4 separate regions of the Mus musculus genome follow, and regions 1, 3 and 4 are each linked to region 2. Evidence: chromatin loops called from intact Hi-C (ENCODE). Cell type or tissue: left cerebral cortex. All regions are shown on one strand. Region 1 holds the start of Gm31495 (a long non-coding RNA gene). Region 2 holds the start of Mir99a (microRNA 99a). Region 3 holds the start of 9430053O09Rik (a long non-coding RNA gene). Region 4 has its middle 100 kb from the start of Gm31431.

Evidence for each region. Hi-C counts contacts between places; a loop is a spot of excess contacts. Peaks named below come from ENCODE experiments on the same cell type or tissue, not always from the same donor. Only the 100,000 strongest peaks of a DNase experiment are listed, where the experiment ranks them.
Region 1: it touches region 2 in a loop (5-fold over the local background); 4 of 42 quality-filtered maps call a loop at or near these places.
Region 3: a loop joins it to region 2, with 6 times the contacts of the local background. A loop is called at or near these places in 7 of 42 quality-filtered maps.
Region 4: it touches region 2 in a loop (2.4-fold over the local background); 2 of 42 quality-filtered maps call a loop at or near these places.

What each region holds. Positions count from the first base shown.
Region 1 is chr16:78,153,589-78,161,588 of GRCm38, reverse strand. Gm31495 (a long non-coding RNA gene) reads left to right here and starts at 6,649. Exons shown (of 3, transcript XR_876180.1): 1 at 6,649-6,818. In left cerebral cortex, a CTCF peak has its summit at 4,816; DNase peaks (open chromatin) are centred at 1,817 and 4,869; H3K4me3 peaks cover 502 bases.
Region 2 is chr16:77,592,505-77,600,504 of GRCm38, reverse strand. It overlaps Mir99a (microRNA 99a), which reads right to left and starts at 1,569; the gene lies at 1,505-1,569. It overlaps Mirlet7c-1 (microRNA let7c-1), which reads right to left and starts at 848; the gene lies at 755-848. In left cerebral cortex, CTCF peaks have their summits at 3,672 and 6,215 (motif pointing left); DNase peaks (open chromatin) are centred at 5,727, 6,392, 6,899, 7,326 and 6 more places; H3K4me3 peaks cover 4,576 bases; H3K27ac peaks cover 5,409 bases.
Region 3 is chr16:77,414,021-77,422,020 of GRCm38, reverse strand. All of the region lies in intron 2 of Mir99ahg (Mir99a and Mirlet7c-1 host gene (non-protein coding)), which reads right to left. It overlaps 9430053O09Rik (a long non-coding RNA gene), which reads left to right and starts at 1,639. Exons shown (of 4, transcript XR_003951960.1): 1 at 1,639-1,910; 2 at 7,977-8,000. In left cerebral cortex, a CTCF peak has its summit at 4,145; DNase peaks (open chromatin) are centred at 1,679, 2,700, 3,272, 4,084 and 2 more places; H3K4me3 peaks cover 4,337 bases; H3K27ac peaks cover 4,893 bases.
Region 4 is chr16:77,985,333-77,993,332 of GRCm38, reverse strand. No RefSeq gene overlaps it. Among named protein-coding and RNA genes, the nearest start is that of Gm31431, 100 kb to the left of the region's middle. In left cerebral cortex, a CTCF peak has its summit at 3,985 (motif pointing right); DNase peaks (open chromatin) are centred at 5,341, 5,705, 6,252 and 6,716; H3K4me3 peaks cover 1,358 bases; H3K27ac peaks cover 806 bases.

The DNA.
Region 1 (8,000 bases), 560 kb before region 2:
CTGACTGTGGTATTACAACTACACACTGTAGACTGAGCAGGAATGTACTACACTTTGATCATCATCCTTAGATGTCATTATCTACCCTCTCCATCTTTAGCTTCTTCCCCATCTCTAACACTCACCGATTATGGTGGTTTAAATAAGAAATGTCCCTTCTAGGCTCATGTATTTGAACATGTGTTACCTAGTTATGTCATTGTGTAGGGAGTTTATGAACTTTTTAAAAGGTGGAGCCTTGCTGGTTGAAGGTGAAGTTTATTACTGGGGTGAGCAGTAAGGGTTTATAGCCTTGACACACTTCTTGTTCTGTGCTTCTCTACTTCCTGCATATAGATGTAACATGACCAGCTAGCTTCCTGTTCCTTTTGCCCTGCCTCTGGACTCTACCTCTGGAACCACAAGCTAAAATAAACCCTTTCTTCCTTAAGTTGCTTTTGATGATGCTATGTTATCACAGCAATAGAAGAGTAATAGATATACTTTTTGACTTGAATGTCCTGTTTCCTTCATCCTTAATTTCCATACACATGAGAACGAGAGAAAACATATATCTATTTTTGTAAATCTTGTTTATTTTGTTTACTATGATGAGCCATCCATATTCAAACAAGAGAAATCATTTTCTTCTTTATGGACGAATACGACTCTAGAATTAATCATATTTTCTTTGATCATATGCTGATAGGTTGATTCATGAACTGGAAATTGTCAATAGTAATGATACACATAGGTGTTCATCTATCTCTATAGTAAGCTGATTATATCTTAATTATAAGCATAGAAGACCTATTCTAGTCTAATATAATAGTTTATAAGAGATCTTTATAATGATTTCTACAATAGAAGCACTACTTTGCCTTCTGCTACAGTGCTAAGGGTTTCCTTCCCTGCATCCTTGCCAGTTTCTTTTCTTTGTTTGTTTTTGTATTTGTTTTTTTCCTGAATGGTAGCTGTTTTGACTGGAATGAAAGGGGATTTCAGTATAAATTTAATTTTTATTTTTCTGATGACTAAAGATGTACTTTTAAGAACATTTCCTGTATATTTATACATTTATTTGTTAGTTATTTCACCCACTTATTGATCCAATTATTTATTATTTTGGTGCTTATTATTATTATTAGTTTTTTTATATGTCTTGGTTATTATTTCCCTCTCAGATGCATAGCTAGAAAAATTTCTCTTCCATTATGTAGGGTTATTCTTTACTCTGGTGATTGATTCGTATGCTGAACACATTTCAACTTGCTGCTTTCCTATTCGTCAACGAATGTTGTTTCTTGAGCCAACCGACTGCCTTACAGGAAGTTTCAGTCTATGTTCATACATTGCAGTGTTTTTCTCTAGCGGTCTCAGACCTTACTTAAGGCCCTCAGTGTAATTTGAATTGATTCTATTTTAATCAAGGTGAGAGATAGGGATGTAATTACATTGTACTGTATGCGAATATACAGTTTCTACAACACCATTTGTTGAGGAGGCTGTCTCTTTTCCAACGTATGTTCCTGGAAGGTTTGTTGAGAATAATGCCACTGTAGCTGCATAAGCTTATTTCTGGGCTCTCTATTCATCTTAGTCAGGATTTCTATTCCTGTACAAAACAACATGACCAAGAAGCAAGTTGGGGAGGAAAGGGTTTATTCAGCTTACACTTCTACATTGCTGTTTGTCACCAAAGGAAGTCAGGTTTGGAACTCAAGTAGGTCAGGAAGTAGGAGCTGATACAGAGGCCATGGAAGGATGTTTCTTACAGGCTTGCTTCCCCTGGCTTGCTTAGCTTGCTTTCTTATAGAACCCAGGACTACTGGGCCAGGGATAGCACCACTCACAATGGGTTGGGCCCTCCTGCCTTGATCACAAATTGAGAAAATGCCTTACAGCTGATCTCATGGAGGCATTTCCTCAAGGGAGGCTCCTTTCTCTGTGATAACTCCAGCTTGTGTGGAGGTGACACACAAAACCAGCCAGTACACTGTTTTTTAATTCTACTTATCTGTACATCTATTTTTATGCTGGCAGCACGATGATTTTGCTGGTATGACTCTGTATATTAATTTGGAATCTGATATTATGATACCTGTAGTACTGGCCATTCTGCTTAGAGGTTTTTGTTTGTTTGTTTGTTTGTTTGTTTGTTTGTTTGTTTTTGACTAGTCAGCATCTTTCACATATCTATGTGAATTCTAGGATTGCCTCTATACTACAAAGAACATCTTCAGACTTTTGAAGTCTTGAACTTACTTTATCTCATTTATTTGTCTCCATTTGGAGACAATTGGTCAATTTTAAAACTAGACTTCTAAATTTTGCCTAATATTTAAACCATTTTGATATCCTTGAAATTGCATCAACAAAGAGTTTGATTTTTAGAGCAGCCATACTACCAGATCGATTGCATTTCTTTCTGCATTGCAATTTACACCTTTGGGTTGGATACCTGTCCAGTTTTATACCCTTTTATGAAAGGGTTTTCCTATTGAGACACATTCCCTAGTAATTTTAATTGCCACTGCCACTTATAAGAGAAAAAGACTCCAGCAATAACAACTCCTCTAGAAACAAACTAGATATTTGAAAACAGTAGAGTAAATGGTTGGAAATTAAAAACTACGTCCTCCTCTAGGATAGTAAAGGAAGGCTCTAAGATACAGGATAAACTGAGCATGTAAAAATTAGTAAGGACAATGGGGTTGGTAATTCATAAAAAAAAATGCAGGGATCGGAAAAATAAAGGTTGTAAGATAGGAAAGATCCCGGATGATGCTATGAGAACTTCAGTGAGGAGTAGTGATGGTTGGTTTTCATGGCAACTGCCATGAACTGGAATAATCTGAATAGGGATCCTCAACTGAAGATTTGTCCTGATTGCCTTAATTGATGTGAGAGGACTCATCCTGAGTGAGGGGCAGCATGTTCTGCTAGCACCCAGATAAAAAGGGCATGGTAGAAAGATTATCCTTCCTTTGAGAGATTGGCCTTCTGTGTTGTTTCTGCTCATTCCTTCAATGGTATCAGCACCAGAGTTTCCAGGCTTCCATTGTTGACTAAGGACTGGCAGCTCTCCAGGGAACTTCCATGTTTCCTCACCACACTGGGACTGCTTCATGGACTAACCAACTGTTGGGTTGTTGGTCTCTGCGGTGTGAGACTGTGGGAGTGCTCCAACTGCTGAGGTACTGAGTATCAAGGACTTAGCAACTACTAGGTTTTCAGAATCCCAGGTGTAACAACTGTATTATTATTTCAATGTAAGCTGATATAGTAAGTATATATTCATCCTACAAACTCTGCAGACTCTGTCCTCTAGTGAATCCTGATTAATATACAAGGAAGATCAAAATAAGACAGGAGTAGAACTGAACAAAACAATACAAAATGCTGAGTGAGAATTTCCTCTCTGAGTAGATAAAGGAGATGTAATTTTATAGTTTATTGTGTGTGTTTCTATGTGTGCGCCCATTTGTATGTATGTGTGCGTGTGTTCGTATGTGTGCGTGTGTGTGTGCTGTGTATATGTTTATAGATGTGTGGGTGTGTGTTTGTATGCATATGCGTGTGTGAGTTTGCAGTTGTGTATGTTTGTATGCATGTGTGTTTGTGGTGTGTGAGTTTGTGTGTGTAATGTGTTTTGACATATTTCTTTTGAAGTGCCAACAGGTACACCATAAAAGGAGTTGAGACCGGTTCTACTTTTCCTACTAGAGTGTGTCAGTCACTACAACCAATTCTTGGCTGCATTCCTGTCACTGTTGCCTAGATCAAGTTCCAGGGATGTAGGGAGTATAGGAACTTCTCTCCAGCGGCTCTGACAGCTGAGCCTATGGATGATTGGTTGACTACTCCTTCACACCACAGGCATTGGCCAGCACTTGTGCATATGGGAAAGTAAGCAGAGGTTGTATTTCCCCACCAAATTCTTTTGGTTGATAACTTAGAAAGTCGTCAAACAAAAAGCAATTTCTACAGAGTCAAACTGGATAGTTGATGAAGAACAGAAGTGTAGTTCTCACAAATTTGTTGACTGAGACATTCAAGATCAGCGTGTCAACATGTGTGGTTCAGTAAGAGCCATTTTGCTGCATCTTCATGTGGTAGGAGGAGATAGGAGCACACCACCTCCATAGTGTTCTTTCAGTGACAATTGTCTTGCTTGTCTTCCATTAGGGTCCAGCTCTAAACATGTTACCCTTCCAATACCAGTTTCAGAGAGGAAAATGTCTTCAGAGAGTAATGCTTACCCATCTCAACTGTGTAACAGAGCCATGGAACAGGATGCAAACCAAGCATTCCCAAGCCTCTCTGGATAACAGGATAGATGTTTGTGATGTCTTTTCTGCTTTCTCCATGACATTTTAGTCGTATGGCCTAAATGACCCCACCAGCAGAATACATAGACTGACTTGCAAACAGAAGTGTTTGAAGTCTTTGAAAAGCTGATCTGATACACCTTTGTGGTTCAAGAATACACTAGTAGTTTGATGGGGTGCACGGGGTGTGTGATACTTTATACTTTATATTTTACCGTGATGCCAGATGAAATGCAATTGTCTCTGGTACAGTAGCTTCAGGGGAGCTCTATGAAAACATCATGCATATTCTGAAAAGAGAGGAGGCCTTTTGGTTTTGAAATTCATGATCAGGTTTCCTCTCATTGCATAATTCCTGTGAGGATTCAGTGGAAGGAAGCATACATAATTAAGAGGAGCTCAAGCCGAACCAATATCCCTTTATTTAGGTACAAAGAAATTTCATTGAAACAATGGAATTGAAGTGGAAATGTGTTTGAAGCAGTTGTAGTTATAATTGCTTCCACTAAGGTGTGCTAGATCTCTAACTATTATCCACATGCCTCTTGTGTTACTAGATGCTGAACAGTGAATTCAGTGCTCACTGCCTTCCCCAGCCTGGCAAGCTCTCTTGCAGCGCTTTCTTTTGATCAATGTACTGCACACGAATTCATCTAAAAACACAAAGGAAGACAAGACGAGCATTTAAAAATGTCAAAGGAAAAGAATAGTCGGACATTGAGGGAGTGATTTTAATAAACAGGATCTGATATTGGTTTTAATTTTGTGAAAATAATTCAGTCTGTCGGGAAATTCTTGAAGGCTAACCCGATAGAGGGAATTTTTTTCCAGGCATTTCTTTCTTTTAACAAAACTCATTAAAGTCTTATTATTATGTACAAGAAATGGTACAGATGTCAGCACTCTTTGCTTTAATAGCATATCTATATGACTCCCCAGCTAACCTGCCATGTTTTAAGTCTCTCAAGGTTCCTGAGATCATCTCATGGAATCTGAATAATAATACAACAGAGTAGTTCTTATAGAAATGCCCCAGGTCAGAGGAGACAGAGGCCATGATGTTTGTGTTGACAAACTTTTGTTGAGTAGAAAGAAAAATTAATTCTTCATTTGCAGGACTGAACTTAGTTTTCCAAGTATTAAATTCACCAACCAGAAACTTATCAACTGGGCATACATTTCTATGTATTTAATAATTAATCAATGATAGATTAAAAGATTTTCCAGGAGAATATACCAACTTTCAGATAGTCTCATTCTGTGTGTTCCATAGAGGCTTCTCCACATCTGCCTTACTCTGGCAACACATTTTTACATGCAAATACTTCTTTTGGTCATACAGTTACATTTGGGATTTAGTTTACATTCTTTTCTTTATTATGTTGTGTTTTCAGTTAAAAAAGGGATCTCACTGCCCTCTTTCCAGTCGGCATGATGATTGCAAGGTCTGGAGCTTATCTTGGTCATAATTTGATTCCAAGATTTTAGTTACATTGACGAATCATTGTGACCAATGGTTATTTGAGTAAAACTTAAAATATTAGCTCCACATGTAAATTATCCTCAAAGAAAACCCTTGAAAACTATGGACAGTGATAAGTGGACAAACAATAGTTTACATTCTGCTTTTAACATCTGGAAATGAGCTGATAAGTAAATGTGTAGTCAGAAATTATCTTTAAAATGACAATTTTATTAGACTGAACTAAACATTTTCCATTAAGTGATGTTTTTCAAAGAAACAGTTGTATTTTCTTAACTTTATATCACTATAAAATTTTCCTTCTACACTGAGACCAAATTTCATATTTATAAAAAATCTTTTTGGCTATAATAAGGCTCCTTTTATTTGTAGGAACTTCTAAGATAATTATAACGAGTATGTAATAAGATAAGTTTGTTTTTATAGATAGAAAGTTTCATTTGAGGATTCAGGAAAAATAGCGTGTATTTCTATTTTCCCATATAATTATTATGTTAACAAGTTGGAGAAATATAAAATAGCATCTATGGTCTCACTGATATATGTTGTTTAAATAGTAGTAGAATAATCAGGAAGCAATTTAGTATAGTAAAAATTTTACATTATTAACCTAGAAAGCCCTTTTGTTAGTGAAATAATTTAGGATGATTTATTGTAGCAATTGTCTCCATAATTATCACTTGCTAAATAATAGTTATTTCCTAAAACCTTAAATGAGGGAGTAAGATTCATTAAGCCTGATTTGAATGCATCCAGAGGTGGAAAGAAATATTTTGTTTGACAAAATAGAAACCCAGAGGAATTATTATCCACTGGAATAGAAATATAAAACAAATAGAAGTCCGTACACCTGGTATGAACTCTGGGTTGACGTTCTACAGAGTGAATGTTGACTATCGCATGGAGTTGAAAGCAAAGGGGAGAAAGTCTGAGTCATGTGGAAAAGTTTTGAACACACCAATTACTTCTGAAAGGGATACAAAGGAAACGGAACATCCTTGGCCCTGAGAAGAGCAGCAGGATTGGTGAGTAGGAAACACAGGTCAAGCTGCGGGCAGCTGAGGGGAGTTCAGATGTGTTTAACTTGCCTTACGGTGCCGCATTTCTTCTGGCTAAGTTTAGATGCAGGGCATTAATAAATGAGGGTTTCCTTTTTTATCTAAAAAGAGAAAAAGCATGTTTGGGGTTTAATTAGAAGTATAGAAGTTCTTCAAGAAATATTTAGACCAGTTGATGCTCAATATTTATTTAATATGAAAAATAAAGAAGAGAAGAAAAAAATGTATCACTTTTTTTTTTTTTTTTGATGAGTGAAGCCAGACCTATACTCTAAGACTGCTTTTACAGGAACATTTCAAACAAATAGAATTAATGTGAACTCAACAGACAATTCTGGGGTAGGAATATCCATATATTACAGCAAACAGTTAATATTGGAATGTTTACTTTTCTTTTCCTTGATTAACTGAGGTAGGTTACAAGTCGTGAATAGATTAAAATTGCTGCTTATCTTATGGCTTTTCAATGTCAAAATTATAGGAGGAGGCCATCCTAAGTCATAAACCCACTTATGACTTTGCTCCAAAGCTGTTTTATTACTGAAATCAGAAATTGTAAATACATTTTCATGCAGAAGTAGATAGATTTGGTCATCTGGAGGCCTTGAAGCTAAGGGGGGCAGGGGCTAAGTAAATGTACAAAACCCAGCCAGGGAGGTTCTGCAAGCCAGAACACAGAGCCCCTCCGAAAGTCAGAGGGAAACATTTATTACACACTTTTATGGGTATCATTTTAAATTAATTTTATTTAAGTAAGAGAGAAGTAAATTACACCCATCAAAGTTAAATGTGGAAAGATGAAACTTCCAAACTGTTGGTGGGTGTTAGGCTAGGGGAGGTGGGATTGTGATGTCAAGACTTTAGAAAATGAGGCTCAATTACCCTGAGAGAAATAAACTTTCACAGATTCAGGATCATAAAAAAAAAAAAAAACCCAAACCAAACCAAACCAAAACATGAATTATAACACTTCAGAAATGGGAACAGTAAGATATGTCCAATGGCTGGAGAAATAAGATATCTGCAAATTTAGCTCTATGATTTTTTGTAGTAAAAGTCAATTATTTGTCATGTGTATAGAGAAATTATATCAGTGCCTGTTTGAGAAGCAATTTACTTTTACTATGTTTCCAGGAATCCATGAGAGAG
Region 2 (8,000 bases):
AAGCAGTAACTTCATTCTACTCTTTACTCCAGAGAGAAAGTATTCCCAAATTTCAAATTGTATATATAGAATAAATCAAAACAGTAAAAAAAATCAATATTTTACTGACTCAGAAAGAGTCTGGAACTTAAGGTTATGAAAATTTAATTGGGTCAATAAAGGAATTTCAAATTTAAAAAATCTTAACAGAGTGAAATCTTATAGCTCATTTATTGATCCTGTAAAAATTTACTGTTTAAGATGTATAAGTACTAAAAGAATACAATAAAAATAAGACGTGTACTTTGCCCTCAAGGGGCTTACAGTCTAGTGTGGAAAATATAAGTAAACATATCTATAGGTATAACATAAGATAGAAAGTGATGGGTCATGAGAAAACTCAGACAATATATGATGAAATTTATTAACATTTAAACATCTTTCTGTAGTGTCTAAGTATGAAATTAAAAAGGACCAATAATCTATTTGAAAATGCCAAATTTTGTGATTCCATTGATGAAAGAAACCAAAGTTTCAATATTAATGCAACTTAATTCACTACCCATTTGTTCTTTAGACTGGTAAACACAAAATAACAGCCCGTGAGAAATAGCGTTGTGTCATTGCTTACAAGTAGACACAAGCAGAATCCTAACCATCAGGTCTGGAATGATCAGGTAATGCATTAAGGCCTCATGGACTCATGACACATTACTTTCTTGAACAGAAATTGGCTCAGTCAGATTAAAGAGATGGAGAATTCCTCGATGGCTCAAGTGTGCTCCAAGGAAAGCTAGAAGGTTGTACAGTTAACTCCCAGGGTGTAACTCTAAACCATACAACCTACTACCTCAACCCGGATGCACACAGCTTCCAATGTTTCTTCAAACTCCTTATCATATCTTCAGTCCGCTCCTCCAAATATGGCGGCCAAACACCTAAGGGCTTGGCAAGGTTGTAGATAGAATATTCTAGCAGTTTACAAATCAACTTCAGTTGTAGCTTACAGGACTACCCTAATCTGGTGAGTTTACAGTATAGGTCACATGAAGTGTCTTCTAACATCTCCTTGACCACACTTCCATTAGCAGCGAGCAAATTTAAAAGTAGAATAATGCCTTGATTTTGAAGAGAAACTGGCTCAACTGTAACATAATAATCTAGTTATAGACTTTACTATGTTGTTGAAATAGATAAGACACATTAACCATCAAGAAAAAGTGTGCCAAAGTTTCATGACAACAGCTATGCAGAGTTTGCTCAAAGCCAGCTATTTAAAAACACCAACCTTTTGAAAGCAGTTTATTGCACTTGTATTTAGCCTTGAATGGCTCTGCTACAAATCCTTCCAGAAAGTCAACAATTAAAACTTGCCTTGTAAGACATGAGAGGATTAAAAGATCCATGAAGAACAATGGAAATGCTATTGTTCCGAGGTTGTGTAGAGGACTGGAGTGTGAGCAGGAGTGTATTGAGATGTGAGTGAGCAACACTTACATAGTGCTTTGTCAGATCACCACACTGCCACAGACCCATAGAAACGAGCTTGCGCGGTCCACTTCACCACAAGATCGGATCTACGGGTTTATGTCAATGGGCATCGTCTCACAGGGACCTTTTACTAACGTAGCATTTGCTCTGAATATCTAACAGAAGAAGTAGGGGATAAAAATAAAATTAATATCTTAGTGTAAATATTTTAAAGGCTGGACTCTCAGAATGCATATTCCCAGTAAAGGTCTTCAGAAATACACTGACTTAAATATAGGGTTACAAGCATGAGGATTAAAAAGTAGTTTTCAAATCCATCCTTCCTTCCTTCCTTCCTTCCTTCCTTCCTTCCTTCCTTCCTTCCTTCCTCTCTCTCTCCCTTTCTTCCTTCCTTCCTTCCTCTCTCTCTCCCTTTCTTCCTTCCTTCCTTCTTTTCTTTCTTTTTTTTCTTCCTTTCTTCCTTTTTCTTTTCTTTCTTTCTTTCTTTCTTTCTTTCTTTCTTTCTTTCTTCTCTCCTTCCTTCCTTCTTTCCTTTTCTTTCTTTCTTTCTTTCTTTCTTTCTTTCTTTCTTTCTTTCTTTCTTTCTTTCTCCCTCCCTTTCTTCTTTTCTTACTTCTCTCTTTTCTTCTTGATTTTTTCTTTTTTAAAGATTGCTTTTGTTTTAAACTGTGAATATTTTAACGTTGTTGTTAAAATGTCCTAATTGAGAACCTAATATATGTACATATGAATTATACTGTTGTGAGGCACAGATATAGTATGATAAGTCTACAACTAAAAAGGAAGTTATTAAACTGTATATGCACTAGAGTGACTGTATTTATTCACATAAAACTCAGTTAATGATTTTTGAGATTTAGTCACATTATAGCTTTTTATAAACAAATGAGGTCTTGTTGACTAGGTAAAGAACACAAAACCCACAAATTCTAGATGTACAGACATGTGCCTACAGTGGGGATGAAATTAAACTTTTACAGCAGTGAGGAAAAGATATGGTATCAAAAAACCCTAAAATCAATGACATGATCGGTGTTATTCCTGCTATTCTGGAATATTTGTAGTCGCTTATATCACACCAAGGAGCATACATTCCCTTTCAACAAAACACATTTAAATCTATTTCCCAAGAACTATATCCTTTCAACAAAATACACAGCTACATATAATTCCTCTGTTCAACAGGTTGAAATGAAATAAATGATTCTTAATTCTGTCAGCTACTACACTGTAAGAAAGCAAGCCAGTAAGCACACATGAAGCCAGTTACATGTACATTTTTAGGATTCTAAGCTCATCTGAAGCAAAATTATAAGTTGTACAATCGTTAATCATTGCACTCATATCTAAAATGATTTAGCTTTTCTTAATTATATCTTCATTGTGAAAAATAATACTGCATAGTAATTACTTCATGATTTGGCATGTTTTGAAATAAATAAAAATAGAATGTATTTTCTCCAGTTTAATACAGATAATTTGGCCTACACAAATTTTCACCATTATTTATTTTCAAATCATTCTCCTACTTATTAAAACTGTAGTAAATAATCAACAATCATGCATCCAATTGTAGTAAAAGTATTTCCTTATATATTTATACATTTTATGTTTAAAAAAAAGAAAGAGGAAACACTGGCTGTAGCTTTTATTACTACAAAATATACTTTGACATTATTGTCTTACTAGATATATGGAAAAGATTAAAAATAAACTATGAGCTTATACTTTTCTATCAGATTTTTACTTCCTTTTATAATGTATAACCACTGAGAACATATTTTCCTTTTCATTAAATAGCTTCCTATTCAACCATCTTGTACCTGAATTGTATAAATCAACATACACATATGTCCTCAGAATGATGGACACTGGGCATTGATCACAAAACCAAACAAAAGGTTGACAAAGGCAAGTAATACTGTAAACTCTTGAAGGAAAACCATCAGTGAAAATCCCAAATACGTAGCTTCATAAAGGGAAGGACCATTTCTTATACCAAACACAGACATAATCATTTTCTCTTTAATATTCTAAGATTAATTACTCTCTACATTTGTGCCTTTTCGTTTTACCTGAGATGATTTTCTCCTGTGGTCATTCTCTTCTCTTCTCATATGCACTTTAAGTGTTCCCCTAAAACAACCACAAAAGGAAAAATATCAGACAACTGCCACCTACAGGGATCATCTGTGTAGATTGGGAGCAAAGGAAGGAGGTGGCCGGGAAGACAGGACAATGTCAAAATGGGGGAAAGCCTTAAAAGTCTATTCCTTAAGGCTTGGCAGGGTCTGAGGGCCCCACCCCAGGATACTCATATGACACAGAAATACTTTCACAGTTTGCAGCTACATGTTCATTCTGGTTGGTGTTGCTTTCCCGGGAACAGTTCTCAAAGTGAAAGGACGTGTCTCTTACGGAAGCGACTGGGTTCTTCACAATGAAGGGGTGAAAGCTGAAAAGAGCTTTGGATTTGGCATGGAGCTTAATAAGATAATTAAGAGTGTGGAGATTAATGGCTCCTAAAATAAGATTCAAAATAATGTTTTTTAAACTAAAGAATCATGAAACATGAAAACAGGTTTATCAATATTAATTAAGCCTTTGGAAGTTGGCTTTCTAATAACAAAGGAGGAAGAAGAGCTATTCTGCAAATAATTAGTGAATAATAACCGATAAAGTCAATAAAACATTGCTTCAAATATTATCTTTATATTAGGTCTGGGTAACTGTTAATCCTTTCATAATATAACTGAAAAGAAGACAGAATTAACCAGCTGTATAATATTTCTCTTTGTTTATCCTTGATGTTTATGATATCATGAAATATAATTTTAAAATCATAACAATTATGCTAAAGTTTTCTTCTCATAGCTAATATTATCATGCCAGTTCTTAGTATGAACATTGTAATCTTCATTGATACACACTGCATATCTCAAAACGTTTTTTTCTTTTTAGAGATTTTCTTGCATGTTTAGAAACATTGTTTAGTAAAGAAGTTTTTAAAGGGGGCATATCATTTAACCCTCTACCACTAAAATAGGAAAAGCTGCATTTTGTTACAAGACGTTGACTTGCTCAGCAATTTCCTTCTACAAATAGAGAAAATAATTAGAATGCAATGTATTCACCTGCCGAGCCAAAGCAACTCTGAACTTGAAAGCAAGTTTGTACAGACTTTCCCCACCACAACAGTGAAGGGCAACTTCCAACGCTTCCCAACTGCTCTAGGGCAAATTCTTTTTCCTTGTATTTTTAGAAGTAGAATTATTAAGGAACAAGCTATTTTTTTTACTTCGCAACGGAGAATCCGCTCTGTTTATTCCCATCTCTCCTCTACTGAAACCGGCATGAAAAGAAATTTTATTTAGCATTATATGGATGCATTTTTGAAGCAAGATCTCTTTTTAGAACTTCGAGAAATTTCTTCTTTTGCATTTAAAATTAGGAGTCACAGAAAAGGTTTTACTTTCCTTACTACTACTGATTCCCAAGCCCGTTTCTCCACAAAATATATTACTGGACACAAAAATCAGAGATAACACACACTACTGTCTGCCTAAAACTTCTGTGAACAACCAAAGCAGGAGCTTATGTCTATAGAGAGTTTTCTTATTCCAGTTTAGTGTCTACGCTAATCACGATTAGAGTAAGAAAGCAAAAGAAAAAAGTGTAAAGTGGGTAATGAGTTAATAAGAACAAATTGAAACTGCAAGGAGTCTAATTTATGGAATAGAAAGCGTAAAAAGAAACAAAAAAAAAGTTATACCTGGTATGAAAGTGCGGGTTCACCAAGTGCAATGTACTGCTCTTAGGCCATTGTTTTTTGAAATAATAACAAAAATAAATAAATAAAAGAAAGAAGGGTCATAGATTTGTGTTGCCTTCCAAGCTGCTTAACGAAGCCCGATGTCTCAGGAGTTAGACAAACCAAAGTTTGCTTTTTTGGGTTTGTCTCGGTTTGCATTTTTGGTTTGTTTTTGTTTTCACGCAGGCATTCCGCATCATTATCAGTATTTTTCAGCACTCTGGCGAATACTGAGAAGCTCAGGGTTTTTGTTTGGTTTGGTTTTTTGTTTTTGTTTTGGATTTTTTTTTTTTCTGTTTCTTCTGGGCTCCCGGTATTTCTCAGAGAAGGAGGTCCAGAGGGCTTGTCTTCATTCTCTTCCTTCTCCATATTCCAGGCACAAAGCACTGCGCAGAATCTGCACCAATCGTTGCCACCGACTGGCAGCAGAATGGTAGAAGGTGGGAGAGTCCCGGAATCCTTCCAGGCTGACTTGAGAAACGAGGACTGCACACGTTCGTCTCCCGAACCGAAGGGGTGAAAAGGCTGGGTGCCAGTTTGCTACTCGGCTGCAATGATCTCATGCTCACTGCTCTGTCGTCCTGTCCGACCAGTTCAAATGCCTGTTCATTATAAACCAAATACATACATACATAAATAACCCAAACTACTTGAATTCTTCAGTAACCAAAAGAAGAAAAAAAAAAGGAAAAAGAAAAGATATTAACATAAAAATTAAAAAACAAAACAAAACAGCAGTCAGGAAAGGTAAAAAAAAGAAAGAAAGAAAAGAAAACAAAAGAAAAAAAGCACATACAATTTAGGATTCACTTGTTATGCCTCAATATTCTGTTATTATTTTCCTTTTCTCTCTCTCTTTAGAGATAAGCAGCCGAATTTATCAGGCGTGAAAGGGACAGCCTCCTGGTGGCCTGCCAAAAGCCCAGAATAAAGACGAGGTTGTGCTTCAAAGCTCAGTTGCTTGCTGAGACTGGCTAAAGTCAAGTCTTAAGATCCACCATTTTCTGATCCTTGCTAGAAAAGAAGAAAAAAGTCAGGGCCGTTTGCTGCTTCCAAGTCTCCGTTGGCACCATCACAAAATCTCAGTCGTCAGGTCACATGATTCTCTGCCAAATGTAGAGTGAGGCATTCCCATCAACCATTCTGCTGATACTGCGAAGGCAGCTATTGTCTCGTTTAGACCCAAAGTTCAGCCCACTCTTCATTGAATTAGCTGAAAAACGCATCACCTTTGGGGGCTGGGAGTCATGGAAACGTCTACCTGGCAAGCTGCCCACTTTTTCTGCCCATCAACCAGAGATGGGATTGTGCTGCTTAACGCAGTCATGACTTGGAATGTGAAGAGTGGTCCAAAGTGAATCTCATTCTTACAACGCCTGTTTCATTTGCACAGAAAACTCTGGCTCATAGGAGAGAGGGAGAGGGAGGGGAGGGGGAGAGGGAGAGAAGGAGGGAGAGGGAGGGAGGGTGAGAGAGAGAGAGAGAGAGAGAGAGAGAGAGAGAGAGAGAGAGAGAGAGAGAGAGAGAGATCTTTCCTACAAAAAATTAGCAAATAAAGGTCTGAACATGCTTACTTTGCAACTTTGTTTCTCAACGCACCCGAATGGTTCTCAAACCGGAAGACTGAATGCCCTGCCCTGCGAGTTTTCGTCATTAAAGGCATATCTGTTTTCTTGTCTTTCTTTCTTTTTTTTTTTTTTTTGTAAACGCAACAAGCCTAGCACATTTGTTTTATTCTCCCACTTTAAGACTTTGAAACAAAACCAAACCTCCCAGTTTTCCTTTTTGCATTTTTATTACTTTCTGATTTTTATCTAGCACCAATTTTGTGCTACATGGCCACAATATCCACTAGCAACAGAGATGCATTATTGCTACCATCTCCAACAAAGTGGTCCCTTGAGAGGATGGGGTGTCTCTTCCAGCAGGCAAACCCCTGCAATTGGGTCTTGCGATAATCCCCATCACTACCTAGCACAGCTGCTATGCAAGTTTTCGGAGATTGACACATGTGAGAAGTGTTCTTTCTGTTCTCTGACTGGCTGCGGGTTGCCTGTGTGGCATGAAAGATGCCTTTGAAAGATTCAGGGAGCATATCAACAGCTCTTAGGCAATAAAATGAACAGCTTCCCCCTCCCTGGTGAATTTCCATTCTAGCATGCAATGAGATTTTTTTCCCATGTACAAACATTTCCATACTTCCTAACAAGAGTGGAGTGAATTCAATCTTTAAATATTCCCTTAAGCAGAATGTTAAGCCAAGTAGCAGAGCAAGCATCGTTAACATATAAGTCAAAATTCAGAGGACAATGCAGAAGACCTACATTTTCATACATGATTGAAAAATTTGTAGTGATTGTATATTAAAGTCACTTATGTTTGTAGTAAGTCTAGAATTATGTTCATTGCCTTATCTGAGTAATGGATCCATGTCCCTCTCCAGGAATGCACATATATTAAATATTATTTGATAGTTAAAACACGACTTGCCTAAACATTATTTGTGAAAGTCAGAACTCGGAAACATCCCATCAATGGATTTAAAGGTTATTATCTTATTCACGAGGTCACTTTAGGAGCAGTAAGGGGTGAATATCACATGCCCATATGGGAAACATCACAAAATCCGGCCTGTCTGTAATTGAAAACTGCACGAAGTTCTACACAGTAGAACTTGACCTTAAACATGTGCTGAAGTTTGCGATTGTTTTTCTCCTAG
Region 3 (8,000 bases), 180 kb after region 2:
TCATTTTACTCTGAAATAACTCTGCGATTTCAGCTGAACCTGCCTTCTCTTACAATGCACAGCACACCCCACAAGGGAGCCTGAGAACAGACTCCCTTGAAAAGCGAGGTTCTCATAGTTGGCCTGTAACCATGGAAGCAGATGCTGTTTTCTTCTTACCCTGCTTACCTCTTTGCAGCCTCGAGCTGCTCCCTATTGTTAAAAGGGGGTACGCCTCGATTCTTCTTCATCATGACCGAACTTGCCTCTTCTTCAAAGGGCATGATGCTGCAGGTCATTGGTCTAGACTGTTTGCACGGTCCAGAGAGCAGCCTTGATGTAACCCTTGCTCCGTCTGAGCCACACCACCAGCCGTGCAGCTGCAGACTGGAGGGGGACATTGGAGATCTGTATTTGAAAAGAAGTCTGTCTGATTTTGCCATTGTGCCTTTTCACTCATCGATCGAATGAATATCGAACCTTCTGTCGTTGCATGTGTGAAATAGATAGCTTAGCCAGCACTTTTGTGCCCAACCTGTGCTGTGGGCCAAAAGGTTTTCATTTTAGTCTCAAGTTGGTTTTTTTTTTTTTCTCCTTCTTTCTTTCTTCATACTTGATGAATTTTGTGTTGGCTTAAATTATTCGTATGCCTTTATCCAGCTGTTCTGGAGACTGCCTGGGATACTGTACAAGCAGGGATTTTTGTTTTGCTGTGAAAACGGAACTTTTTTTTCTCCTGTCCTCTGTTTTCCTTTGTAGCTGTCTTAAGGTCTTTTTTGTAGCTTTGTAGGTAGAAGTGTGCTAACTTTTACTACACCCTATAAAGCCGAGCATCTAAGTTATCCTTTTACGGGGACGACTTGATGGTGTCTGTTATTTAACAGGCTTAAATCCAGAAAGGTGAACTTGAGCCTCTCAAGGTGATTTCAGTGAATTTATAAGAGTAAGTAAACCGGATAAACACATTGATTTTTAAACTGAATGACAGTGTCTGCTAAACTCTATCTGAAAGGAATGTGTTTTCTTTGCTTTCTCTCCTTCTTTAAACATCAGCAAAAATATTAATTGGAAGTGTTGAAATATACTTAAAAGCACATAACTTATTTTGTGCTTAGGAAAGTACAAATGACAAATAAAATCATTATGATTTAATATATTGAAGTAAATATTACTGATAATATCTGTCTCCGGGCACGATTTAACTAAAAAAGTAACTAGAAGGTTTTTGCATTTCAATTTTTAAATATAACTAAAATTTCCTTGCTGCTCACCAGCAGCTGATGTTAATGAGACTTATGGCACCTGCTCATTCCCGAATGCCCAATTTCACCGTGTCCTTGTGAAACTGGGTAGCTTGAGGATGTCTTGGGTGCATCTCCCCAGCATGGTGATTTGAAAGCACTGTCTGTCTGTGACTGTCATCAGGAGTGGTTTGGTTGGATTTGAAGAAACGAGTACTTCATACTTAAAGGCATACATATTTTCTCTAATTGCCAAAGGCAAGGGGGAGGTCCAGGGCAGAATAAAAAAGGTTATTGTGACAGATGAAATATAATTCACAATGAGCATTCTTTTCATCTAGGCTGAAGTACCACAGGATTACTTACAAGTTGAATTTTGTGGCAGAACGTATAAACTCATATTAAAAGAAGCTAGAAAGAAAAGCAGCAAGCCTGTTACTCTCTGGCCCCGGAAGTGTTTATTTTGAATATGTCTGTCTTGGGATTGTGTTCTGTTTCTCCTAACATAAAGATACACTGGCGAGAAGAGGGACTAGGCAGCAAGGGTGGAAAGGAAGAAACCTAAAAGCAATCAAAGCTGCTTCTTCCCTCTACCAATGAAGAAAGAGGAGTTAGATGGATTTTTATTCTCTTTGGGATGCACATGCAACAATCATATTTTTCAGCACACGTTTATTTTTGGCTGCAAAAGTAGGTAACTATTATTTTATAAACTTACTATACCTTAGATAATATTTTTCCTTCCTTTAAAGTTCCTAGGGTCAAATGATTTACGAGGGTGTTTTTGTTTTTTTCTGTTCTGTTTTGTTTTGTTTGTTTAGATTCTGGTTAGCATTCTGTGAGGGTTGAACACAGGTACATGTTTGACCAGATATTTTGTTTCCTTTAGCTTCTTTGTTCTAGCTTAAATGAAAATAGTTTCATTTGACCTCTGTACATTTTATTTCTAGATGCAAAAAAAAAAAATGCTTTCCTTTCTATTTGTACAAAGGTCAGTTTTTAAATTAACTGAAAAGCAAACCATGTACTTTATAAATATTCAGGCACCATAAAAAAAAAACTCGGAATATAAACCCATCTGCAATTAATTTTTAAGCAGTGAGTCTGGGTTTATCTATTCCTGGAAATCACATGCTTTGTATTTTCCATTCTTTTTCTAAGTTAACCGAAGTAACTGCCCTGTGTTAAGGGAAAGCTACGAGGTTCTGCCTGCTAGTCATCTTCTGCTGGAAACCAGGCTGCCCTCTCTCTCTTAAGCTCTGATGGACTATCTCTTGTTTTACAGTTACCCATAGCATGCATGTGTGTATATGACTGTGTATGAGTGTGAGTTTGTGCATGCTTCTTAATTGAGGTCTTTTCAATTTACCAGATAAATTTCTTATTGTAAACCCTGCAGTGAATAATTCAAATGCAGTGAGTTTACTTACATGTTGTCTGAGTGAAGGGAGCAAAGGCATACATGCCCTCACATGTAGCTGTTCTATATTTCTTTCCTTACTGCACAATAGTGTTGTTATTTTGATAAATAAAACATGCAGCTCACATTGACTACAAAGGCTTTGTTCCTCTGTGCCGACGTTTTAGCAAAAAACTTTAGTATATTTTCATGCCATATCAATAAGCAATAAGTCTCTTTGGTCTTGATATTTGATACTTTACAGATGTTTACTATGGCTTCCAATATCTGATTTCCCTTTTGCCTTGTGATTTGTCACTTACGATTAAAACATATGATTACTGTGCTACTGCAGAAAAACTAAGCAGTCATACAATTACCACCCATGGGTTGACTAAAACAACCACCTTCTACTGACATTCTTACACAGATAATGAATTAATATGTATGTTGAAGAAATGTTTTTAATGTCTATCTTTAAATGTTCTTATTAGTATAAATAAATAAAAAGAAAACAGGGTAAGCTTACCCAGGGGAAACCTACATACAGTTGCATCTGCCTTGTTATCTATAACATCACATATACTCAGAGATTTGTGTTCCTTCATGTCCCTCCTAGAAATAGAGGAACAGCCTCTGCACAAACCTTTGAATTTGGTAAAATACTGTTTCTTCCATTACTTGCTGGTGAGTGCGTTTTATATCATTTCTCAGCTATAGTTTTGCAATTTGCCATTACAAAATGTGAATGAGTGAGGCACCCTTTAAAGGAAACAAGTAAGAATGAAAGAAAATTCTCTTTAAAAAGATGAAGTAGGAGCAGTTATTTCATTGATGGGGTTCACAGCATACAGTTCTAGAAGAACCTTTTCTTTTACTCCTGGCTAGAGATAGTATCAAACACAGCATGTTCAGTATCATATACAAAAGGAACATCCATTCGCTCCTAGTGAGTATTGTAAAATGCAGGGTAAAGACAATATGTACCCGCAGATATTTTCATTTTATTATTACATGGCAGCTTTTTAAAATGACATGATCATATTGGAATTTACATCTCCTTAGTGTTTTCTTTAATTATCCTGATTTTATAATTAACATTAAGCATAATGCTAAAAATTAATAAGCATAGAGCTCTCTGTGTTTTTTTTCACAAGTAATATTTGCAGAGTTAACATCTATTCTATCTAAGAATTCATCTGCAGTGTTTCAAGGCAGGACATTTCTCACTCTGCCTGTCTTCTTCCCCTCTCTCCCTTTCTCTCTCTGGAAAAACATTTTTCCATAAACTTCTGCACCAATAGCTAGGGAAGACTCTCCAGCAGTCAGAGTTCAGTAAGCTCCTTGTGAACAGAGGGGGTGGGGGTGGGGAAACCCTGCAGACTTTGATTTTGTAAGACAAGTTGGCTAGGAGTCAAAATTGCCACATGTGGTGTGAAAAAATGCCACCCTGGTGTGAACAAAAGGTTTAAAATGGAGTCAAGAAGCAAGCAGGCTCCGTGTCTAAGCTTTTCCTGGGAATTGTCTGCCACAACCTGCAGGGTAATCGAGTGGGCTGGGAAGAATAGAAAGAGCTTGAAGCTCCGACTCAGAAACACCAGGAGTCAAATGTGTCCCTTGGTTTTTGTTTTTTGGGGTTTGTTTGTTTGTTTGTTTTTTTTTTTTTTTTTTTGGTTTGGTTTTATCTCTTTGTCGTTTCCAACTTTTATGTGTTGCATTTTGTTTTTATTTTGTTTTGTTTTGTCTCATTTAGGCATCATTACACTAAAGTGTTTTACCCAAACATAAAACAAATCCAAAGGAGTCACAGAATGTGTGAGAAACAACTGCTCCTTACAGAGGGATTGTTGGGGTTGGGTTTTTGTTGTTGTTGTTGTTGTTGTTGTTTGTAAGTTCTTTTAATCTTCCATTCCTCCATTCATAACAAAAACATGTTTTCAAATTAAACTCTTTGTTTTGTTTCCTGAAGTTTTATTATAGAAGGGTATGTAGGACACAGGCTTTCAAAGTCCAAACTGATAGCATATATATATACATATACACATATATGTGTGTGTGTGTGTGTGGTATGTGTGTAATATTTGTGTGTGTTTATCTTCTAAATTATCAAGAAAAGATGAAAGAAAGATACTGCGCGTGTTATTACAAACAAATATTTCATTATTCAGTAAAGAAGTCAATGATTCTAGATCCAGCAGGAATGCTTCTTCATAAAAACCACGAACACGATGGTGAAAACACAGTGATGCTGTGTGTTTCCTAGTATTTCATGTTGTACTTCACCAACAAAATATCTTAGTCATAAAAATAGTCAATAAATCCAAAGTTTAAAAATGTCATAGGCTTAAATCACTAAAATAGCATTCAAACTTACAGATACTAAGGTAGATACTACTGTTTCAAAATTCATGCTAATATTTTAGTATATTCATAAAGACTCTAGTTTAGGAATGCCAGTTACATGAGAAATTATGCAAAGGTTTTAAGCAAAGAAATACTTCTTGGGTGACTATGATCTAATTGATACAAAAATGGTAACCAGAGAAATCATTAAAAACTATTTTAAAAATTTAAACTTCAAACCGTCTTCATTACATGTGCATGTTGTCTTTCCTAAGATTTGGGTCTAAATCCAGCAAGTCACACTGGTTATGAATGTAGGTCAAGACAGGAATGCTTTTCTATTTACTCTTTGTGAGCCTGGGTAGAAATCAATCTATTACTTTCATTACAACCACACAATCAATTCCATTTAAAGCGTAATACAACAGCCAAGTCCAAGGACAATATGGATCCTTGGGAAAATCTCATACCATTTAGAAGGCTGCACTTGATACAGCTCTCAATAAATTATTTTCTTTCTAATTAACATACATGCTCACTCTAAGAAAGCATGCCTAAAATGACATAAAATATCAGCTCTCACAAAAACTTAAAAGTAGATTTATCATTGAAGTCTCAGTAAAAGGAGAACCATCCCCTTGAAACAGTACGAACCGAGGACAGAATTCTCTTTCTGTATTCACTCTTATATCAGGAGAATATGATTTTACATTAAATAGAATGTATAAAGGAACATTTAAACACACCCCAAAAAACCTACCTAGAAATTAACAAAGGAAATCTTAGAGCAAATACTGCTTCATGCTGTTATCAAAATTGGCTTTATTCTGAGTATTCAGTTCTTCCCTCAAAAGTATGAATATTGCTGCATCTGTGAGCTGTGTTTATGTGCAAATCATCTCAGCAAACAAAAGAAACACACCCACTGTGCCTTTCATTTACACAAAACAGAAGCGTCATGTCAAATGACTCTAAAATATGAAAATTAGTGTCAACTTCACAAGTAAATTATTGAAGTACAAAATAAACAACAGTGTACCAACCTAATAATTGAATACACAAAAAACTCCTTTTGTTACTTGGTTTCAGAAAGATGTATAACTAACAAAGTAAGCATATATACATACACACACATATATATATATATATATGTGTATGTGTGTGTGTGTGTGTGTGTGTTTGTGTGTGTGTATCTATCTATCTATCTATCCATCTATCTATCTAGTGTGTGTGTATGGTATAACATACAGTATAAATACAGATATAAAATATGTACACATGTATATGCAATATATATAATACCATATATATGGCATATAAAGTAATGTTTTGATATGTGAATATACTACTTGATGACTAAAGTTAGTTAATTTATTCATTACCTTGCATACTTATCATGTCCTGTGGTAACCACATTCATCACGCAGAGCCTCAGCAATTTTCAAACCTATGCCACCTCATGATTACCTATAGTCACCATGCTTTAGTACAATGCTCATGGATATGCTATCCTGATACTGTTTCCCTTGGACCAGCTTCTCCCATCATCCCACACCCTTATTTTATAAATGGACATATCTTCTTATTTTCACATTAGCTAATTCAGCTAGCATTGTGTCTTCGATTTCCTCAAATGTTTGTCAAATAATTTCAAATCTATTTAAACTGATATCTTACCCAGATTCAATGTTAGAAATATATTTGCTATTTTAAAAAAATTTTTATTAGACATTTTCTTTATCTAGATTTCAAATGTTTCAATGTTCCCTTTCCTGGTTTCCCCTCCAAAAACCCCATCCCCCATCCCCCCGCCACATCTCCCCTCCCCCTCCTCACCAACCCACCCACCCCCACTTCCCTGTCCTGGCATTAATTTTTTTTTTATTACATGGTATTCACCTTTTCTGTATAAGAAGGATAATATACATGTACAACAAACTCTTTGGAAAGACTTTCCTGAAAACTGAGAGTATTGAGAATTATCTGTACAACAAAATATAATTCTTTATGTTGTTTCAAAATTTCATCATTTCTTCAAAATATTTGGAGGCTTTCACTCAGTCACCATTCAGAAATGCTTTTGCTCAAACTATTATTAAGGAAACCTTTCTCTTGCAAAAAGGTAACTGATTTTTTTTTCTTCAAGTGTAGCTTATAATTGATACTAATCAGAAGTTATGTCCAAGTCTTCTCTGGTACTCTCAATGGTGATGACCAAATAGGTGTCTATTTGCTCTTTCTTGCATATGAGAGCATTGGTTAATTTCAGAGCTTGCAAATGAATTCTTGGCCATATGCCAAGAATACGGCCAGAATTCCTTTCCCCAGTAAATTCTCCAGAACCAAATCTCTCACATCCTTTAACAGTTCCTTTATAGAAACCATCCACTTACACCTCTCTACCTTCCAATCTCTTGGTTCCAGGTTTCCCATTCAGAGGTATCACAACCACAGATTTGTTCCCATCATGCTTTACATCCTGGTGTCTTTCCTCAGAGGAAATGTTGGTATGAGGACATTGGAGATAAATAAAAATAAGCCTCTAACATTGATGTATATGGTATGAGGGTGTAGGGTAGAGTCATGTTAGAGTAAACACTAGTGTGAGCTCTTCATCATAGAACACTTAAAATTCAGAGTGAATCTAAACATAAAAGAGAGGTGGGACACACTTTAAGGATTGCACACTAAAGAGCATGGTAAAAGACCTCAGGTCATGATTTCAATGCATTGATTTTTTTTGTTGTTGTTCTTTGCTTTGTGCATTTGTGCACATATATGTACAATGAGCACATATTCCATAGCAAGTATGTGCTAGTCAGAGGGCAACTTCAAGGTAATGGTTCCTTCCACCTGGTGGAACCCACAGACTGAAATCAAGCCATCAGCCTTGAGGGCAAGAAGCTTTACCTATAGATTCATGTGGCAAACCATCCTTAAATAATCTTAACCCAGAACATCGTTGTTAAACTTGCATCCCTGACAGGGGTCTTATCATTTTTCATTATTTTTAGGTTCTGTATTCAAGCCCATCGTAT
Region 4 (8,000 bases), 390 kb before region 2:
TTTCTAAGTACCTGAGAAGTCTCCGTTTACTGGGAAGAAAACAGGAATTCAGAATATTAGCGTGAGACTCTGAATCAAGACAGCAGGGCCTACACATTCTGCTCCTTCTGCATTTTACTGTGTTGGGAACAATGCCAAAGGACTTTGGCAAAGGAAGTCATTTGCAAGGCCTTGCTAAGGAGGATGGTCAGAAAGAAAGAAAATGTCTCCTTTGTAAGGACTGTCATTTGAGACCATGATGGTGGCCTGCCAGTGGAACGTGCCATCGCCCACATGTCCTGCAGAACACCAAGTGGCAGGATCCCTCTGCAAATTAGTCAGTTTCTAGGAAACAGAGGAAGGTCAAAATAAGATCCAGATGACATCTTTTGGGGTTCATGGTTACAATTTGGGACACTACCTATGATGACTATATTCTTTGTCAACTTGACTATATCTGAAATAAATTAAAATGCAAACAGCTGGCACACATTCTGGGTCCGTTTCAGTGTCACAGTCCTGGCTCAGGCCCGGACGGCCATTGTGGGGCTTCTTGAAGCAGGTAGCTGGGCTGTAGCACTGCATGCCAAGAGTGATAAATGCAATAGTTATTATATTTTACTCCAGGAAAAATATAGATCTTCTTATTCAACATATTAGAAGGTTCCAGGTACAGCAGTGGTCATTTCTTGCTCTACCAGATATTGATGTTCTCAAGAAGTTCTGCACAGTGTGCCTTCTGCCTGCTAGACTACTCAGCACTCCTCGCTCCCTCTGTGTGAGGAGGACGGTGTGTTGAAAACGAGACACCTTATATGGTGACACAAACGGAGTCATCAGAAAATGCTAATGTCAGTTTTTTTCTTTCTTCTTCAAAGCGTTGTTTCAAGGAAGCAAAGACAACAGAAGTGTCATATCTGCCATGAACGTGACACTGGTTAGTCACTATCTGCTGCAGTTTGAGCCTTAAAGGTTCTCCTAATGCAATGGCTCAAATTCAGCTCATGGTGTTATTTGGAGATGGTGGAACATTTGTGTGATGGGCTCTAGGGAACAGAAATTAGCTCAACAAAAATTGTTCCTTTAAAGGCTTGCCTTAAAATTTGTTTGTTCAACTCTGGTTTCTTAACTCAACTTTCTTGCTTTCCCCCAAAACTCCTTCCTTTCCATCCATCCACATGTCTTTCTTTCTTTCTTTCTTTCTTTCTTTCTTTCTTTCTTTCTTTCTTTCTTTCTTTCTTTCTTTCTTTCTTTCTTTCTTTCTTTCTTTCTTCTTTCCGTCCTTTCTGTTTCTTTCTTTCTTTCTTTCTTTCTTTCTTTCTTTCTTTCTTTTCTTTCTCTCTCTCTCCCTCCTTCCTTCTCTCCTTCCTTCTTTCTTTCTTTCTTTCTTTCTTTCTTTTCTCTCTCTCCCTCCCTCCTTCCTTCCTTCTTTCTTTCTTTCTTTCTTTCTTTTCTTTCTCTCTCTCCCTCCCTCCTTCCTTCTCTCCTTCCTTCCTTCCTCTTTTCTTTCTTTCTTTCTTTCTTTCTTTCTTTCTTTCTTTTCTTTCTCTCTCTCCCTCCCTCCTTCCTTCCTTCCTTCTTTCTTTCTTTCTTTCTTTCTTTCTTTCTTTCTTTCTTTCTTTCTTTCTTTTCTTTCTCTCTCCCTCCCTCCCTCCTTCCTTCCTTCTTTCTTTCTTTCTTTCTTTCTTTCTTTTCTTTTCTTTCTCTCTCTCCCTTCCTCCTTCCTTCTCTCCTTCCTTCCTTCCTTCCTTCCTTCCTTCTTTCTTTCTTTCTTTCTTTCTTTCTTTTCTTTCTCTCTCTCCCTCCCTCCTTCCTTCTCTCCTTCCTTCCTTCCTTCCTTCCTTCCTTCCTTCCTTCTCTGCTCCCTCCCTTCCTTCCTTCTTCCTTCCTTCCTACCCCGCCATCCCTCAACCCTGCTGCACCTCAGGGTCCTGTCAAGATGCACTGTCATGTCACAGACCCAGAGACAATGGGACTCACCAACTGAGCAAGGATCGAATCTCCCCAAATTTTGAGCCAGAAGAAGTTCTTCTTTTTAATTATTGTTCTCAATTATTTTGACCCCCCCCAACAGAAAACTGGCTTCCACCCTGACTTGGTCTGCTTTCTACTACTCATATAGGATGTCCATACTGAGTAATGTGCAAAGAAAGCAATAATGTGTTTTTCACAGTGCTGGAGTTTGAAGAACCAAGAGCTTGGTGCTCGTATCCAGTGAAGGATTTTGTGCTTTTTTTCATCTCATGGTGAAATGAAGAAGAACAAGTGAGCACACGAGCTGCAAGCCAAGCCACGCTCTTTTAGGTGACCCACTCTCAGGGTTCTGTTAATTCAGTCATATCCCTCATGACCTAATGAACCCTTAAAAGCCTCACCTTCTAATATGGTTGCCATAACACTTAAATCTCAGGATTTCAGCATGGATGCGGCAATCAAACCTTAGCAGTTGATCATCCTCTGAAAATTGATAGCTTAATTGTATATAGGGATTTTTTCTCCTATATCTATTTCATTTTCCTTTGACACACAGTCTTGTATATATCTCAGGTTGCTTTCAGGTTTGCTATGTATCCGATTACAAGTCCTTATCCTCCTGCGTCCACCCCTTGAATACTAAGGTCACACACCTGTGTTAAAACCCATACTAGTAAAACTGACTAGTCTCCTGGAGGGTAACTAACGTCTGAGAAGACCCTGCTAACTTCCCATCAATCTACATGGTTTATTAATTAAAAATATTCATTATTTTCTGCTTTAGCTTGCCATTTTCCTGAGACTTTGATTCTTTTGTTTATATTTTTAATTATTTTTAAAATTTTAGCTTTTTTGTTTTTGAGATGGGGATTCGCTCTATAGCCTAGGTTGATCTCAAACTCAAGCCAATTATCTTGTCTCAACCTCCCAGAATTCTGAGACCGTAGGCAGTTCTCTTTATTATTTGTATGTTCCTATCCAAATATGAACGGCACTGCCTAAAATGCCAGCTTTGTGGCTTTCTCATTCACTTTGTATGTTTGTATGTTTATGGGCTCTTCATGAAGTTTTACTTTTTACTACTACCAAAGCCCCTCTCGAGTTTTGTACGTCAGAGAATCACAGGATAAAATCATCTTGCACAAGCATAGAGAGCTTTCTGTGTCAAGGCTTTTTCTAGGCTTCCCAAAGACACTACCTCCGCCAAGTAGGTAGACTGGAAGAACGCCAGTAAAGACACACCTTTAATTAAGAACACAGCTAACCAAGTGGGTTGGCTTGAACTCAGCTGTGTGTAATTGAGAAACCCTGCTCTCACAAAACTCATCTGGTTTCTGTTTCCAGGGAGTGTCATATACTAAAATTTTTGCTTATTTATGAACATATTCTGACTTTTAAACATTCAGATGGATAAAATTTACAGCTATTGCAAAAGCTGAAGTTTAAGCCAAGGTACTCAAGCCAATTTTCATGCAAGTACATCCTTTGGGTAAAGTTAGAATTTGGAGTAATTTCATCAGTTATGACAGACAGCTTTATAAGTCATAAATGGCAATACTGTTTAATTTCTATTTATTACCAGGTTAAATGAGGTAAAAGACATAGTCAAACCTAGGAAATTGGTGAAAGTATCAACTGACTGACTGTAATGTTAAGCTCTGCTGATATTTATTTTAAATATTTTATTTTTCCTTACACCCAGCAATCATGAGCATTTTAGGAGACAGTGTCGAATAATTAATACAAGCACAAAATGCTTAATGGCTACATCATCTAGCAAATGGTGATGTTCTGGAGATGTTAATTTTAAATGTCTTTGTTCACCCTGCAGAAGAATGCACTGGTTTCCGGGTATTTCATTTGTCCTTTGAATTTCAGCATCGGTGTGATGCCATACATTTACTAGCATGAGAAGAAGAGGGAGACAATCTATATCTTGGTCAAATAGTGTATTTTAAAAAGCACTCTGGATAGTTCATTTGTGTGTTTTTGTCTCCATGAGTGTCTGTGCAACATATGGGTGCAGTTCCACCACTGGCCAGAAGAGGGCATTGCATCCACTGAAACTGATGAACCATCTTGCGCATGTTTGCAATTGAGCTTGAACCCTCTGGATAATCAGACAGTGGTGTTGACCTTTAAGCCATCTCTCCAGTCTGTAACTTATTTTTCGTAAGACTCTCTTGTGGCTTTGGACTTAGTAGACACTCTCTTTTTATAGATCTTCGGTGACACCCACTGAGATGGGACTCCTACCCCACCTGACTACTTTCGTTTCCCTCATCATTTTTCCGTGAAAGTAAAGTTATGGCATTTCAGAAGAATTGGCAATTACTTTTTACAAACAGGAGTAAACTGAGGAAGGAGACAGCAGCTAAATGATAGTGCCGCTCAAATTCCTACTGTTGTTTGTAGGGTGTATTGCTTGCAATAATTCACACTCACTCTTAACTTCTTGGCCCAGGACATTTTATGACTTTGCTATACATCTGAAAAAAAATCTGCCCTCCCCCCCTTTTCTTGGCTCCTTCAAATATTTTTTTAATGGGACTTAAGGCTAACTTTTTAACATGTGACTTTTACCTTGATCTCATTCTTTAAGTACAGTTTTAGTTTGGTCACATAGTCTGAAGGTGGTAACATTTTATATAAAGACATCCAAACTGTTCTTTCCTTAAATGGAAGTATCTTTATTATTTGTTACAGATGCCTTCTTAGAGAAAGACTTAAAGACTTACCAGGATTTCTTTTGCAATCCAGAGAAGGTTTCACAGTGACCAAAGATAAAGAGTTAGGTTTTAGTAAACATACAAAATTATACTTAAAACAACAACAACAACAACAATGTCTCAAACAAAGTATCGTCCACTAGAGAGTCTGGTTATGATTCAGCCACCATTCCTTTCTTTCTCTTTTTGATAAATAGATTATCTTCCTTGTTTTCCTAAGGGCAAGATCACTGTTACCACTTTCGGGGACTTCTTGAAACTTAGTAATTTTTTTTTCCCTCAATTTCTCATCTTCTCTATATGTAAAAGCTTACTGTGAACTGAAGTTCAGGGTGTTTCACAATGTCTCCCTTCTTCTTTGTCACCTAGAACTATATTCTAGGAGACTTTATTATTACTGATATTTGGGGGAAAAATCTGCTTCTCTTCTGCTTCATCCCTTCCAAGGCTCTTTCTGAAGATGTGAATGCAATTTTACACTTATACAAAGCTTGCAAGAGAGAACGTGAAAGTTTAGCAGCAACAGCAAAGGCCCTGTGAACCGATCTAAGTTCATGAATCATAAAGTTAGATAGATTCTTTTATCTCACTCTCAAAGAAAATAAAGTCCTTATCATGGGAACTTTCTAGTCGCAGACCAGCAGAATGAATCTATTCATCCCTGATGCTGCGTTTTGTTGGTGTGTGGTTAAGTGTGGAGTCTCAGTGTAAAAAAATCCCAGTATACATGTGAATACTTGATAGATAATGACTGCACATTCCAAGGACAGACATAAAGTATGATTCCTTATAAACCTGTCACTCTGGATCATAATTAGTATAATTCCGTTTTGTTTTAGTTGCATGACATCATTTGGTTTTAAAACAAGCAACTTCATCATAAGAAAAAATGTTTAACCGTCAAGTCAGCAGAGCCCAAAGCAAATTTCCCATGTGTTAACATCAAGAAAATCTTGCATAGACAAGCATTATAGCAACTTCTGAAAGGAGGCTAGGATAACAGAGGCCAACTTCACTTTGATACAATCGGCACAAACGCCAGAAGCACTTGATACAAACATTGCAGCTAAAAGGAGACACTACAGTAAGATGTTTGCATTTCACTAAAGTCTTTAGCATGCTGGACCAGGTGGGACTATACAACATACATGTAGTATCCAAAAGGAGGTTAGGAACTGTAGGATCTCGATTTTTTTTTTTTTTTTTGGATTACTTTTCGATGTTTTTCATTTTTGAACAAGAAAGAGACAATGCGTTTCCGGGGAACTCCTCACACTCTGGGATGGCATTTAGTGTGGATCCTTAAGCATGCCGTCCCTCTCCCTGGACAAAGAAGCGTCTCTTTTAAAAGTGAAGGGCTGGCTTTTGCATCCAGACCGTCATATATTTTTCTCTGAGTACTGGTTTTGGGAATGGCTGTGTTCTTTCGGTTTCTCCCACACTTGGGGAATTTATCCTTAGGCAACTTCAGATGGATCCATGCTGGGCTTTTGACGATTGAGCTCTAGCTCAGAAAAGGAGGTTGAAAAAGAAAAAAAGAAAGAAAAAAAACCGATCTTTTTCATCACCCAATGAAAGTGCAAAGAGATATTTTTTGAAGAACAGGGTGTAATTAGCCTAAATGGAATTGGGCCAAATCTGCAGCATTAACAGGCTAAATGTGTCTCTAGCTCTTAGAGCATTCCAAAGATAGGCTCATTCTTGACTGTTATGGATAAAGACTGAAGCATCTACAGAAGTCTAAAATAAGAAAATGGGAAGCATGGAAAAAGAAAAAAAAAAAAACCAAAACAGCCTAGTCCTCGCACAAATCAAAGATGGTTACTAAAGCTTGCTATCCTTTCCCCAATCGAAAAAAAAAATCCACATGACTAACTTTTCTAAGAAGAGACTGCAATGCCCACCGGGAATGGGACAGATAATAAATGTAGCTGGCACTCTTGCCCAAGAGGAACTATTGTTCCATGTAAGGAATGAAAGCCAAACCCTTTCAAGAGTTAAAGAAAACCTAATTTAAGGACACATCTAAATTAGTTGCATAAAAGCAACTGAAATAAGAAAGGGGTTTAAAAATATCCGATGTGAATACTCAACGTGTCAGCTGACCCAATACAGTGCAAAACAACCCCCGTCCCCACCACTTCTCAAAGAAAGAAAGAAAAATCATGAAAGAGAAGAAGGAAAGGAAAGGAAGCCAGCACCACGCTTGCTCTGCTGAGCTCATCCTGACTTTTTGAGATACGTTTTTAAGTTCAACATGAAATTTTATGATTCTTCGAAGCTGAAATGATTTCTTTTTCTAGCTATTATTTCTGTTCCCAACTGCAGGCTATAACAGGTAGGATAAATGTGGTAAATGTACCTAAGAGTCTGGACCTGGACTGCTTTTGTTTTTTTGTTTTTTTTTTTTTTTGTTGTTTTTTGTTTGTTTGTTTGTTTTCAGTAGGAAGTCTCAAATAGTGCTGAATGAAAACATAACATCTGGAAGTTACTAAGATGACTGGAGGGGTGTTGTACAGATTTTTAAGAAAGCCTTTCTGTCCAGCAGTTTTGTTATACTAACCAAATGAAACATGACTAGGCCTAAATTATTATTATTTAGGACTGTTACGTCATTTAGGTGAGAAGACAATCTAAGTTTTGGAGATAAACTTCTATTGAATATGATCTTGGACTTCAGAGCTTTGATTTTGAGCACTGGACTCTCAGATTTTGCCCCATCATGATAGCCGATGCCTCAGTCTGTTCGTTTTACTCTTATCTAAAGCACTTATATTTGAACTGGAAAGATCTTCATGGTGACATGTTGCAAGGGTGGTCCCCATTTTGGCATGGCCCAGAAGAGAGACAACTCTAGACTGCGTGTGGAAACAATTGGAACTAGATCCCCAGTTTGAATGCCATTGGAAAAAATCACACAATGCTTTGAAAAAAATAGTGATAATGTTTCATTTGTTTTATGTCATAGATTTATAGAAACAAATTGAAGAATGAATGTGAGGATATGGTAAATATATATGTATATATATAAATATAAATATATATATATATATACACACACACACACACATACACACACACACAAATACACACACACAAATACACACACACATACACACACACACACAAATACACACACACAAATACACACACATATACACACACACACATACACACATACACACACACATACACACAAATACACACACACACAAATACACACACACATACACACACATACACACACACATACACACATACACACACACACACATACACACAAATACACACACACACACAAATACACACACACACACA